Linked DNA regions of Homo sapiens: all the other regions are linked to region 2. The links are chromatin contacts, found by Hi-C or POLR2A ChIA-PET in ENCODE. All regions are on one chromosome and are shown on one strand. Each heading gives the region's core, a stretch centred on a gene start or an enhancer-like site at or near the end of the contact. The rest is flanking DNA. Distances are from core to core; before and after follow the strand shown.

Region 1 (3,947 bases), core at 89-2,588, 7.4 Mb after region 2:
ATGTGATTTTAGGTGGTCCATGGATGGACATTTAAACTTTTTGTAGTTAATGTGTACTAGAATAAAAATAAGGAGCACAACAAACTTGATTTCACAGAGTATTATGGTTTAGGATAAAGCCAAAAATTTTTAATGAGTTGAAATTGGCTTTAAATAAAAATATTGAATGAATAATAATACCTAGGTGCAGATTGGCAAAGATTGTGTAGGTGGTGTACAGATTACCCAAGTTTCAGAAATAGTATTATAGCAGAAGGACTACCTAAAATAAAATTCCTGCCTTCCAGGAATTCAACAGTTTGTTAAGGAACACAGACCCATAAGCAGGGGTGGTAAATGCTACACTAAATTTGGAAACCAAGTACAGGAGGAAGACAGGAAAACAGTGAGGAGCAGAGTGCGGGAGAGGCTACCAGCTACAAGACCAGTTGGAAGGCTATTGCTGTAGTCCAGGGGAGAGGTTACAAGAGCCTGAATTAGGGTGTGGCTATAGAAATGGAAGGAATACAAGTAATGTTAACAGGCCAATTGCAACCATACTGTGAAAACCTTACTGGTTGCAAGCAGTACGAAGGTGAAACTTATCCAACCAAGTCAAGGGCAGTGTTGCACACACACACACACACACACACAAAGTAGTAGGACAGCTGAATTAATCAAGTATAATTGAAAGCATACTTTTATTTAGCTTCGGTTATGAGAGTGTTTTAGTGCGAAATATTTAGATATTTGCCCCCATTTTCCCCACTTAACTCAGAAGCTGGAGAAATGTTAACACATATTGTATAACGCTTTCTATGTTCTAGGTTTTTTCTGAGAGCTTCACGTTTGTTGACTCCTCTATCCTCATTAACCTTTATTTTATAGATGAGGAAACTCAAACAGAAGGTTAGATAACTTGCCCAGGGTAAAGCAGCTGATAAATCAAGTAGCTAGGAAGAAACCCAAGCATTCTGGCTATTCTTAACACTACACCAGAATAAACGGGGCCGGCACACAACGCTAAGGCAAGTCACGTATCTGTATCGGATCGTGAAACAATCACTCTTACGGTTGGCAAAGGTTCTGGGATCGCAATTTCCCCACCTATAAAATGGAGATAACGACGCCGGGAGTTTGGTGCAGAGAGAGAGAATGAATATGAAAGTGAACTTCAAACTATGTATGTGGCTCCACGTACTACTTTTTCCAAATATGAATACTGGAATCCATAAACTGCAATTTATCAGTCCGTAAAACTCGTAGCGTCAGGGCGAGACTCCGCCTCTGGGGCCCCGCCCACCGCGAGCGGCAGGTGGGGCCGGCAGATCTTCTTTGCGCATGCGGAAACCGCTGCCCGCTTCCACCTCTAACCCAGGCTCAGAGTAGCTGCTGTTTCTGAGAGAACGATTCGTAGGACAGCCCCTGACGCCATTCCCTTTTGCCCTTCTTTCTGCGGGCCTTTCCGGTACTTGAGCGGTGTCCAGAGCGTGGCCAGTTCTCGTCTATCTGGCTGCCTTTAGGGAGCGGTGCCTAGCGTTGGCCAATAGTTGGCTGTCGAAAGTGCCGGCCCCCGCGCCGGCGCCTGCAGCAGCCGGGTGGGAAGGCTCAAGATGGCGTGCTTGTTGGAGACCCCAATCCGCATGAGCGTCCTTTCGGTGAGTGACCCGCCGCGGCCGCCCGCCCGCCCTCCAGGAAGCCTCATCCCGGTCTCCACCATTCCCCCAAGCGTGGTGTGCCTCCTGGGCACCACCCCCTGGGGTGGACCCCGGCTCAGTCTCGGGCCAGGGAGTGAGCGAGGGTGGAGAGGCGGGATAGACGGGCAGAGGGGACCGCGGCCGAGCCAAAGACGTTTCCAACTCCGGGAGCTCCCGCCGGTGCGGGTTCCCAGGATGGCGTCTGGCAGGCGGGGTGGCTGGGCTTATAGACAACTGGCTGGGCGGCGCGGCTTGGACTTTGCCAAGCGTTTCACTGAGCCTTCCTTTTAGCGATGCCGCTTCCCGGGGGCCGAACGCTCTGCCTTGTGAAGCGCCGGGCTTGCAGCCGGCCTGAGAACGAGCGCCCACTCAGCTCTCCCGGGCTTTGGCAAGAAGAGGTGCAGGCTCCTTGGCCCCCATTTCCTCAGAGCTGCCAGGCCAAGTCTGTGCGGCTTCTATCGCGTCCCAGCACCTGGGCACCGGCTGAAGCAGTTTGCTTTTTGGCAATGGTGATTCGTATCAGCTGCAACTCTTCCTAGTGTGTGTGGTTTTTTAAGCCCCTTTCCTCCGCTCTGCTCAGAGGTCGCGGCTCTGAGTCAGAGGAACTCTATGTTCCCTGTGCCTGGTATTCCGTTTTTCTTTAAGGGGAGTCAAACATTGAAGGGGGGAAAAGGGGGTGAGATTTATTTCCCCATTGTTGAAAGAAGGGAACGTATTGACATGCCAGGAAGTAAAACCTGTTTTTTTTTTTTTTAAAAAAAGTTTTTTTAAAGAAAAAGACGACTTTCACCTTTCACTATGTTGCTCTTGAACCAGGACCAGGAATGAAAGTTACTGGGAGATAACTTCGAAGGATTTTGCAACAAATTCGAGCTGTCCGACTCTGAGAATGGTCAGTTTACCAATGGTTCATTTGCTATTGTTGGAAACAAGCAGGCAAATACTGATTGACCATCTTTTAGACTTGTGGAAGCCAGTCTGATACTGAGAGGGTAGTTGGATTATAAATGACTTGTCGGGTTCCTAGAGTCTTGTAACTACAACCGGTTTCTTTTCTCTTCTCTGACTTGTCCCACAAACAAACTCACCTATCTGAAAACACCTAGGACATTTGCTTATGATTCAGGGTTAGAGCAGTGTGGCAGACCTCAACCTTGAAAAGGCTTAAGTTGTCAATACAATAATAATTTTGTGAGGCTGTCAACAGATTTTTCCCCTGATCCATTTTAGCAGTCATTTTTTCTTATTTTTAAACTGCAACTAAGGAAATACTGTTTACCTAAGTATTAGATCAGATTAGCCTGTTACTCCATCACTGACTGTAATACCCAGGAATATTCTGTGGGAGTGCAGGCCAATGACTTTTACCTCATTATGTTAAAAAAAAATAGTATGTGTCTTGGCTGTTCTCAGTTCTCCTTTAATTATTCATTTAGATTTCATTTATCCTTCAGTTCACCTGAAGTTTACTTTTTGGATGTTGTCAACTTGTATAATGCATATGATTGAAAGTTTTCATTTGTTTCACTTCCTTGGTAAATAATATTTTCTGCTTATTTTATTCAAAAACTTCTTGAAGAGTATTTTCTATTAATACTTCTATTTAGGATTTGCCTTTAGCCCTAGTCTCATTAGGGGCTTTTTTTTTTCTTTAATTAAAAAAAAAGGATTTCCGTAGTCCCAAAGTCTGGTCTATCAGATCTTCACTCCTAGAGCCTTGGGGAAGTAGGAGCTTTTGGATAAATGATTTAAAATGTTTCAATTCACTGATTTTACTAATTTAAAGTGAAACCTGTACCTTTCAAAGTACTACCCAGAGCACCATGTTTTGAAATGCAAACTAGAACAGGAAACATTCATCAGAAATTATCTTGAATGGTTGATTCCTTTAATAAGCTACAATGTACCAGTTACGTACAAGCTCTGTATTGTATACGTTAGAGAATGCAAGGATGAGATCAGAAATGCGTTTCAGGAGCTCATAGTCTGGGTGACGCTATAATTTGATAAACATAATTTCAGCAAGGAGGCATTCAAGTTGTTTTAAAGGATTTCCATTTGAGTCTCTTTATACCTTCTCCTTGGGAAATCTCATTGATTTTCCTGTACCCTTAACTGATCAGTTCACACATCTGCATTGCCAACCTTGACTTTCTTCTACATCTAGTCTTACATCTTAAATTGTGTGGATGACACCCATCGCTTCCAATAAAGCACATTCCTTCTCCTAAGGGGAATTAGTTATGAGTTCCCAATTTCTGTTAATGGTGT
Region 2 (3,900 bases), core at 879-3,378:
GTGGGCTTAAAACTGGCAAAATCAGTTAGAAGAACCCAATTCCAACTGGTGACCATCACATTCTCAGTCTTGATGTCCCCATGACGAACTCCAGATTTGTGTGCTTGGTCCACAGCTGTCAGGATCTGGAAAGCAATCCAGCGCTTCTCAATGTTATTCAAGAATGGACGGGTACTGATGCGATCATAGAGATTGTCTCGCACATACTGCCTAAAGAGCATAGCTGCTTTCTCAGATGCTTTTTCTGATGCTTTCTGGAAAGGTAGACAATTCTGTGCAGAATTAAGCCTGATTTTCAGTTCCTCCAGCTCTTGTTTATAGCTGGTTAAAGGCAATGTGGGATCCTGAATTGCAAAAACCTTCACAACGACCAGGCCTTCTCGGTGCTTGGCTCGAGCAACTTTAAAAAACCGAGTACTCCCCAGGCTTTTATCATATTCAAAGTCATGAATATCTGAAAAATAACTCTCTACAGAAAGGATCTGGGAGGGAGCAATGCCAGCAAGCTGATTTCCCATAATGGCAAGCACCTCTGTGGTCTTTAGTAAGGTTAGGATATAATACCTGTTTAAAATAAAAACAAATGAAGAAAAAAGACAAGAAACAAAGAAGCTGTGAAACACCATTATTCCATTATTTGGTCTCTTCCAAAAAGACAGATGCAGCATACTTCTCTTCCACTAACAGCACTGTACCTAGCCTTCTGGGGCAGCCTCTAAATTTCACACACATTTATCTAAAAAGACCATGTTATTTTCTCCAAGAAGACCTTGTTATTTTACCTAAAAATACCCTGCTATTGCGCATCGCCATTTCCAGGAGCTGAACTATATTTAGATAGGCCTCTTCAACTTTAAGCCAAAAATGTTAGTTTGTGTTATTTTCTCATATTTAAATTTAAAATATTAATGAGCCTTTACTATGTGTTCCGTGCTGTGCTTGGGGCTATGAGAATTACAAAGTTACCATATGACATAGTTCTTGTCCAAGAATCTGTAGTTTCTTGGAAATAAGAAAGAGACACATTAAAAGCTTAAAACTGGCCGGGCGCGGTGGCTCACGCCTGTAATCCCAGCACTTCGGGAGGCCGAGGCGGGAGGATCACGAGGTCAGGAGCTCAAGACGGGGCTGGCCAACATGGTTAAAATCCCGTCTCTACTAAAAATACAAAAATTAGCCGGGCGTGGTAGTGGGTGCCTGTAATCCCAGCTACTCGTGAGGCTGACGCAGAATTGCTTGAACCCAGGACGCAGAGGTTGCAGTGAGTGGAGATCCCGCCACCGCACTCCAGCCTGGGTGACAGAGCGAGACTCCGTCCGTCTCAAAAAATAAAAAAAAAAAAAGAAAAACTGAAAACTGAAAAGGTCAAACTAAGATCTAAAAATTCAGTTAACTCCTGGACACTTCCTGCCTAATTCCAGTGTGCCCTCTCACCCAGCTAAAAGAAGGTGCAAACTTCGCTGGTCTGCAACAAGAAACCTTGCCACAGATGTTAAAGAAAAGCAGACCAAAGTATACACTAGCTAAACGTACCCCAGGGTTCTGCTAACTCAGGTTTTGCAGGAAATAAATGCCACACATATACACACACGACCTTGAGCACACATAAACATTTACCCTAGGCCTCGGGAAAGTGTCAAAATCGTTCAGAGGCTCACAACGAGGTCATAGTAGACTACTTCGGGGACGGGACGGGAAAACGCGTCAGCAGCGGGGAAGTTGTTTCTACGAAGGGTCTTTCTTCATAGACAGGAGATGGGCTGTTGGTGGAGGGGCGCAGAAAAGTCCCGATCTTCAGGAACCCCGGTGGTCCTGGGAGGAGAACTGGGAAAGCTCTCGGGGTCTCAGCAGAGAGAAGAAGCCACGCTAAAGAGTCTCCACAAGTACCCCGGGATTTGACCCCTCCAGCCCCCTAACCTGCCCTGGGGGACATGCGTTCCCGGGCCTCGTCTTCCTCTAGCGCGGATCGCTACACCCGTCCGAGCCCTCCTCGAGGGCCTCACCACCGGGCGGGGGGAGATGGAACCCGGGAGAGAAGTGCAGACCGCCAGTCCCAAGAAAACACTACACTTCAGCTGCTGCAGCCCCAGCAAACGCCGAACTCCCGGGAAAGCAACCGGTCTGACCTCACTTCCTGTCGCCGAGCGGAAGTGACGAAAAAGAGTGAGCCTTGAGGAATTGCCAGGGTAGGAAACCGGTTGCTAGGAAACTAGGGAAGGCGTGGTCTTACTTTGGGCGAGTCTACAGGGAGAAAATGATGCTCTGACAAAGATCTATTCCCCTTCCTGCTCTTCTACCTTTCATTCACGAACGCTGAGGTTTCTGACATCCCCTAGAATCTGCTCAGACACGCCTTCACTCCCAGGACAGCAGAACAGAGTTAAGAGAACTCAAGAATATTTAGGAAAACTAATATATCCCAAGCTGGATTTTTAGAGTTCTGGTGAGATATAACTTACATACCATAAAGTTCACCTGCTTAAAATGTACAAAGCAGTAGTTTTTAATACATCTATCGAGTTGTGCAATCATCCCTATAATCTGATTTTAATTTTTTTTTTTTTTTTTTTTTTTTTTTTTTTTTTTTTTTTTTTTTTTGAGGCTGAGTCTCGTTCTGTCGCCCAGGCTGGAGTGCAGTGGAGCGATCTCGGCTTACTGCAACCTCCACCTCCCGGGTTCAAGCGATTCTCCTGCCTCAGCCTCCCGAGTAGCTGAGACTACAGGCGCCCGCCACCACGCCCGGCTAATTTTTTTGTATTTTTAGTAGAGGCGGGGTTTCACCGTGTTAGCCAGGTTGGTCTCGATCTCCTGACCTCGTGATCCGCCTGCCTCAGCCTCCCAAAGTGTTGGGATTACAGGCGTGAGCCGCCGCGCCCGGCCTTTTTTTTTTTCTTTTGGAGACAGTCTGGCTCTGTCACCCAGGCTGGAATGCAGTGGTGCCATCTCGGCTTACTGCAAACTCCACCTCCCGGGTTCAAGCGATTCTCATGCCTCTGCCTCCAGAGTAGCTGGGACCACAGGCACGTGCCACCACGCCCAGCTAGGTTTTTGTTTTTTTTTTTTTTGAGACGGAGTCTCGCTCTTGTCGCCCAGGCTGGAGTGCAGTGGCGCGATCTCGGCTCACTGCAAGCTCCGCCTCCCGGGTTCACGCCATTCTTCTGCCTCAGCCTCCCGAGTAGCTAGGACTATAGGCGCCCGCCACCGCGCCGGGCTAATTTTTTGTATTTTTTTTTTAGTAGAGACGGGGTTTCGCCGTGGTCTCGATCTCCTGACCTCGTGATCCACCCGGCCTCTCAAAGTGCTGGGATTACAGGCGTGAGCCACCGCGCCCGGCCGCTAGTTTTTGTATTGTTTGTAGAGATGGGGTTTCACCATGTTGGCCAGGATGGTCTGGATCTCCTGACCTCAAGTGATCCGCCGCCTCGACCTCCCAAAGTGCTGGGATTACAGGTATGAGCCACCGCGCCCAGCCTGCCTGATTTTAAACATTTTCATTACCCCAAAAGGAAACCCTGAAACCATTCGGAGTCACTCCCTGTTCTCCCCCATTTCTCCTCCCCCTTCCAGCCCTAGGCAATCATTAATCTACTTTCTGTTTGTATACACTTGCCTTTTCTGGACATTTTATATATAATATGTGGTCTTTGTGACTGACTTTCACTTTGGGTAATGTTTTTGAGGATTATCCCTATTGTAGCTTGTATTAGTACTTCATTTATTTGTTGTTGCAAATAATTTTGTTTACCCTTTTGTTAGTTAATAGACATTTGAGTTGTTTTACTTTTACGTTATTATGAATAATGTTCCTATGTTCATAGCATTAGTCTATAAGTCTTTGTGTTGCCATATGTTTTCATTTCTGTTGGATAGATACTGAGGAACGAAATTGTGGGCTCATAT
Region 3 (3,589 bases), core at 293-2,792, 5.2 Mb before region 2:
CTTGTTGCCTCTCCAGGACTCTCCTCCTGTTCCTTAAGTTGTTCATTCATATTAGTGAAAATTAACAAATATAGACTTTCTCATCAACACAGAGAGCATTGAAGTGGCCTGAGCAACGCAAACTGAACATCTCCAGGCTCAGGTTTAGTTTATCAGAGGCATTAGGATCTCTACCTTTGTCCTTGCATTCCAATTACTTATGTACATTCCCCTTTCCAAGTCACAAATACCTTCAGGGCAAGAATCTTTTCTGATTCTGGAGAAGCTCTGGACAAGTAAGTTTTGAGCACCAGTATTTGCTACCCTCTCGAGAAAGCTGAGTTAAACAGTTCCTGCCCTCGCAGTCTATCAGAGAAAGCTGGCTTGTAAATAAATTGCAACATAGGCAAAAGCAGAAGTGAGTACAGAATTAAATCTGAGGAAGCATTAACTCTCTGACTGTAGAGGAAGTTCAGGGATACATTTCTGTGTTCCTCAAAAGGCCTTCCATAAATACCTGTTGAATGAACAAATGAATGGATTAAATCTTTTAGGCGAGGTCCCAGATCCAAACGAGATGTATCAGTAGCTTCTGGAAGCCAGTGAAAAAACTTTTATCTTTCAACAATTGCGGGATGCAGCCTCCAGGGCATATTCACCCCTACCTCCACCTCGGGAAATAATTTTGGAGAAAGGAGCATACCTGTACTGCCAGCCTTTTGCACTGCCACCGCGGCTGCTGCTGCTGCTACTGATTCCACCTCCACAGCTGCTGTTCTTGTTCGGGGTCACCGCTGTGGCCTGGCCCTCCAGCTTTCCTTCGCTCTCCGAGACTTTCATTGTGGACACTGGTTCACCCCCCTGCATCTTAACGCCAAAGTCCACTTGCCCTTCTTGAGCGGGAGAGAACAATTCTGTAGTTCTGTAGGTGACTTTTTTTTTTTAAGATTTGATCTGAATATGATACCGGTTGCTAAATCACACGGCGGCTGGGGCGGGACTGTCAAATGGTCCAGAAAAGGAAGATACACATTCCCACAGAAGTTAAACTTTTGAGAGGGCAGGGGAAGCAACGAGGACAGATATCCTTCACATGTATCTCTCTCCTTTCCGGCAAAAGCAAGGAGGAAAAAGCATCCGGCGAGAAGACTTAAGTGACATACTCAAAAGAGAAGGAGTGTGGGGAGGTCGCAGATTCTGTAGCCAAGACGGCTGGGAAAAGGACGGAGCGCCACGGACAGGGGACCCGCGGCCTAACCTCGGGGCTGACCCGCCGCGCTCCCTCGTCTCCTCCGCAGGTCCTCAGGCAGTGCGTCCAGTCAAGCCCGCTCGGCAGTTCCCGCCGCAGCCCCCGAGATACAGCCAGGGCCGGCGCGCGCAGCCGGGGAGGAGGGTCGGGGAATGAGGCCGCCGGGGGCGGGACGCCGGCTCCCGGGGCCGCCTCTCCCAGGGCCAGAGGCGAGCCACTCGGGACAACTTCCTCTTATGCCCCTGGCCCGGGCCCTCGACTGGGTTCCCAGGAGCCGGTGAGTCTCTCGCGCTATCTCCAGACCCAAGCGCGAATGCCAGGGCCGCGGCCGCCGCCCCACCCACAGCCCCACAGCCCCACAGCCCCACAGCGGGTCAGCCACCCCCCGCCCCCTGCTCCCTTCCCGCCTTCCCTTCCGGAGTAGCGTGAGCTCACTTCCCTCACAGCCGAAGCGTCTGGCGCCATCTTGGGTCAGGGCGGCGGGTCCCTGAAGGAGGCGGAGGCTCTGGGAGCTGGTAGCTGGGCGACTGGCTGATGGGCGAGGGAGGGCGAGGGAGGGCGCCGCAACGGAACGAGGAACCCGGACAGTGAAGGAGGAAGAAACAAAGGAGCCAGCAGCACTAGAGAGTTCCCTTCTGGTGTGTGAGTGCCCGCCTTCCTTTTTTTTTTTTTTTTTTTTGAGACGGAGTCTCGCTCTGTCGCCCAGGCTGGAGTGCAGTGGCGCGATCTCGGCTCACTGCAAGCTCCGCCTCCCGGATTCACGCCATTCTCCTGCCTCAGCCTCCCAAGTAGCTGGGACTACAGGCACCCGCCACTACGCCCGGCTAGTTTTTTGTATTTTTAGTAGAGACGGGGTTTCACCGTTTTAGCCGGGATGGTCTCGATCTCCTGACCTCGTGATCCGCCCGCCTCGGCCTCCCAAAGTGCTGGGATTACAGGCGTGAGCCACCGCGCCCGGCCGAGTGCCCGCCTTCCTAACCACGTCCTAGCCTTCCATTTGAGGGGCCGTTCCAGGCATTTTAGGAAGAAAGCTTACAAAAATAAGAAAGTACAAGAACGAAGCAAACATCTGTACGTTTTAGTTACTTGGGGTGGGGGGGGGGCAAGCATGACATTGGAGTAAAGCCAATCATTATTATAAATTAAAAAGAAGCTGTCATGGAAATTAGAGATCTCAGAACAGAGCTAGGTACTCTTCCAGACCCCAGACAAATCTTTCACCTTGTTTAGGCCTTGGTTTTGGATTTGTAAAACAAGAGTGCATGGGTAGATTTCTAAAGTCTCTCCTAATTGCTAATTTTAGTTTATAATAACATGACTTGAGGCTGGGCACAGTGGCTCACGCCTGTAATCCCAGCACTTTGGGAGGCCGAGGTGGGCGGATCACTTGAGGTCAGGAGTTCGAGACCAGCCTGGCCAACATGGTGAAACCCATTCTCAACTAAAAATACAAAAATTAACCGGGCATGGTGGTGCGTGCCCGTAATCCCAGCTACTTAAGAGGCTGAGACAGAAGAATCACTTGAGCCTGGGAGGCGGACGTTGCAGTGAGCCTGAGGAAGGAGAGAGACCCTCTCATATTGTTTTATACTCAGTACCTGTTTTAAGAAAAAAAGAAACAGCAAGGAAGTAAAACCAAAGACAGGCAGCCCAGCGCCAGGCCGGAAACCAGGCCTGGGCCTGCCTGGCCTAAACTCAGTAGTTAAAAATCAACTCATAACTTAGAAACCGATGTTATTCATGGATTCCAGACATTGTGCAGCAGAACATTGTGAAACTCCCTGCCCTGTTCTGTTTCTCTCTGACCACCGGTACATGCAGCCCCTGTCATGTACCGCTTGTTTGCTCAAATCAATCATGACCCTTTCATGTGAAATCTTTAGTGTCGTGAGCCCTTAAAAGGGACAGAAATTGTGCACTTGGGGAGCTCAGATTTTGAGGCAGTAGCTTGCTGATGCTCCCAGCTGGATAAAGCCCTTCCTTCTACAACTCGGTGTCTGAGAGGTTTTGTCTGCGGCTCATCCTACTAAAAGCTGAGATTGCGCCACTGCACTCCAGCCTGGACAACAAGAGCAAGACTCAGTCTCAACGAAAGAAAGAAAAAAACAAAAACCGGCCGGGCATGGTGGCTCACTCCTGTAATCCCAGCACTTGGGGAGGCTGAGGTGGGCAGATCACGAGGTTAGGAGATCGAGACCATCCTGGCTAACACGGTGAAACCCCATCTCTACTAAAAATACAAAAAATTAGCCGGGTGTGGTGGCGGGCGCCTGTGGTCCCAGTTACTCGGGAGGCTGAGGCAGGAGAATGGCATGAACCTGGGAGGCGGAGCTTGCAGTGAGCCGAGATTATGCCACTGCA

The links. A loop is a pair of places that touch in the nucleus more often than their neighbours do. ChIA-PET counts read pairs that join two places held with the same protein, here RNA polymerase II (POLR2A). Pooled maps may share reads with other maps.
Region 1: a loop to region 2 is called in a map of B cell, with 23 times the contacts of the local background. The contact joins the promoter of ARMC8 here to the promoter of PIK3R4 in region 2. A Hi-C loop is called at or near these places in 1 of 168 maps with a recorded cell type or tissue (B cell) and 3 of 50 pooled maps. POLR2A ChIA-PET finds 5 or more read pairs at or near these places in 1 of 52 experiments (activated naive CD4-positive, alpha-beta T cell).
Region 3: a loop to region 2 is called in a map of sigmoid colon, with 17 times the contacts of the local background. The contact joins the promoter of OSBPL11 here to the promoter of PIK3R4 in region 2. A Hi-C loop is called at or near these places in 2 of 168 maps with a recorded cell type or tissue (naive thymus-derived CD4-positive, alpha-beta T cell and sigmoid colon) and 11 of 50 pooled maps.

What each region holds. Positions count from the first base shown.
Region 1 is chr3:138,185,963-138,189,909 of GRCh38, forward strand. ARMC8 (armadillo repeat containing 8) reads left to right here and starts at 1,339. Exons shown (of 22, transcript NM_001363941.2): 1 at 1,339-1,637. The coding sequence starts at 1,593.
Region 2 is chr3:130,744,701-130,748,600 of GRCh38, forward strand. PIK3R4 (phosphoinositide-3-kinase regulatory subunit 4) reads right to left here and starts at 2,129. Exons shown (of 20, transcript NM_014602.3): 1 at 1,618-2,129; 2 at 1-564. The coding sequence starts at 518. RefSeq lists an enhancer at 1,810-1,869 and a silencer at 3,104-3,153.
Region 3 is chr3:125,593,955-125,597,543 of GRCh38, forward strand. OSBPL11 (oxysterol binding protein like 11) reads right to left here and starts at 1,543. Exons shown (of 13, transcript NM_022776.5): 1 at 683-1,543. The coding sequence starts at 846. RefSeq lists enhancers at 71-130, 1,091-1,150 and a silencer at 1,251-1,660.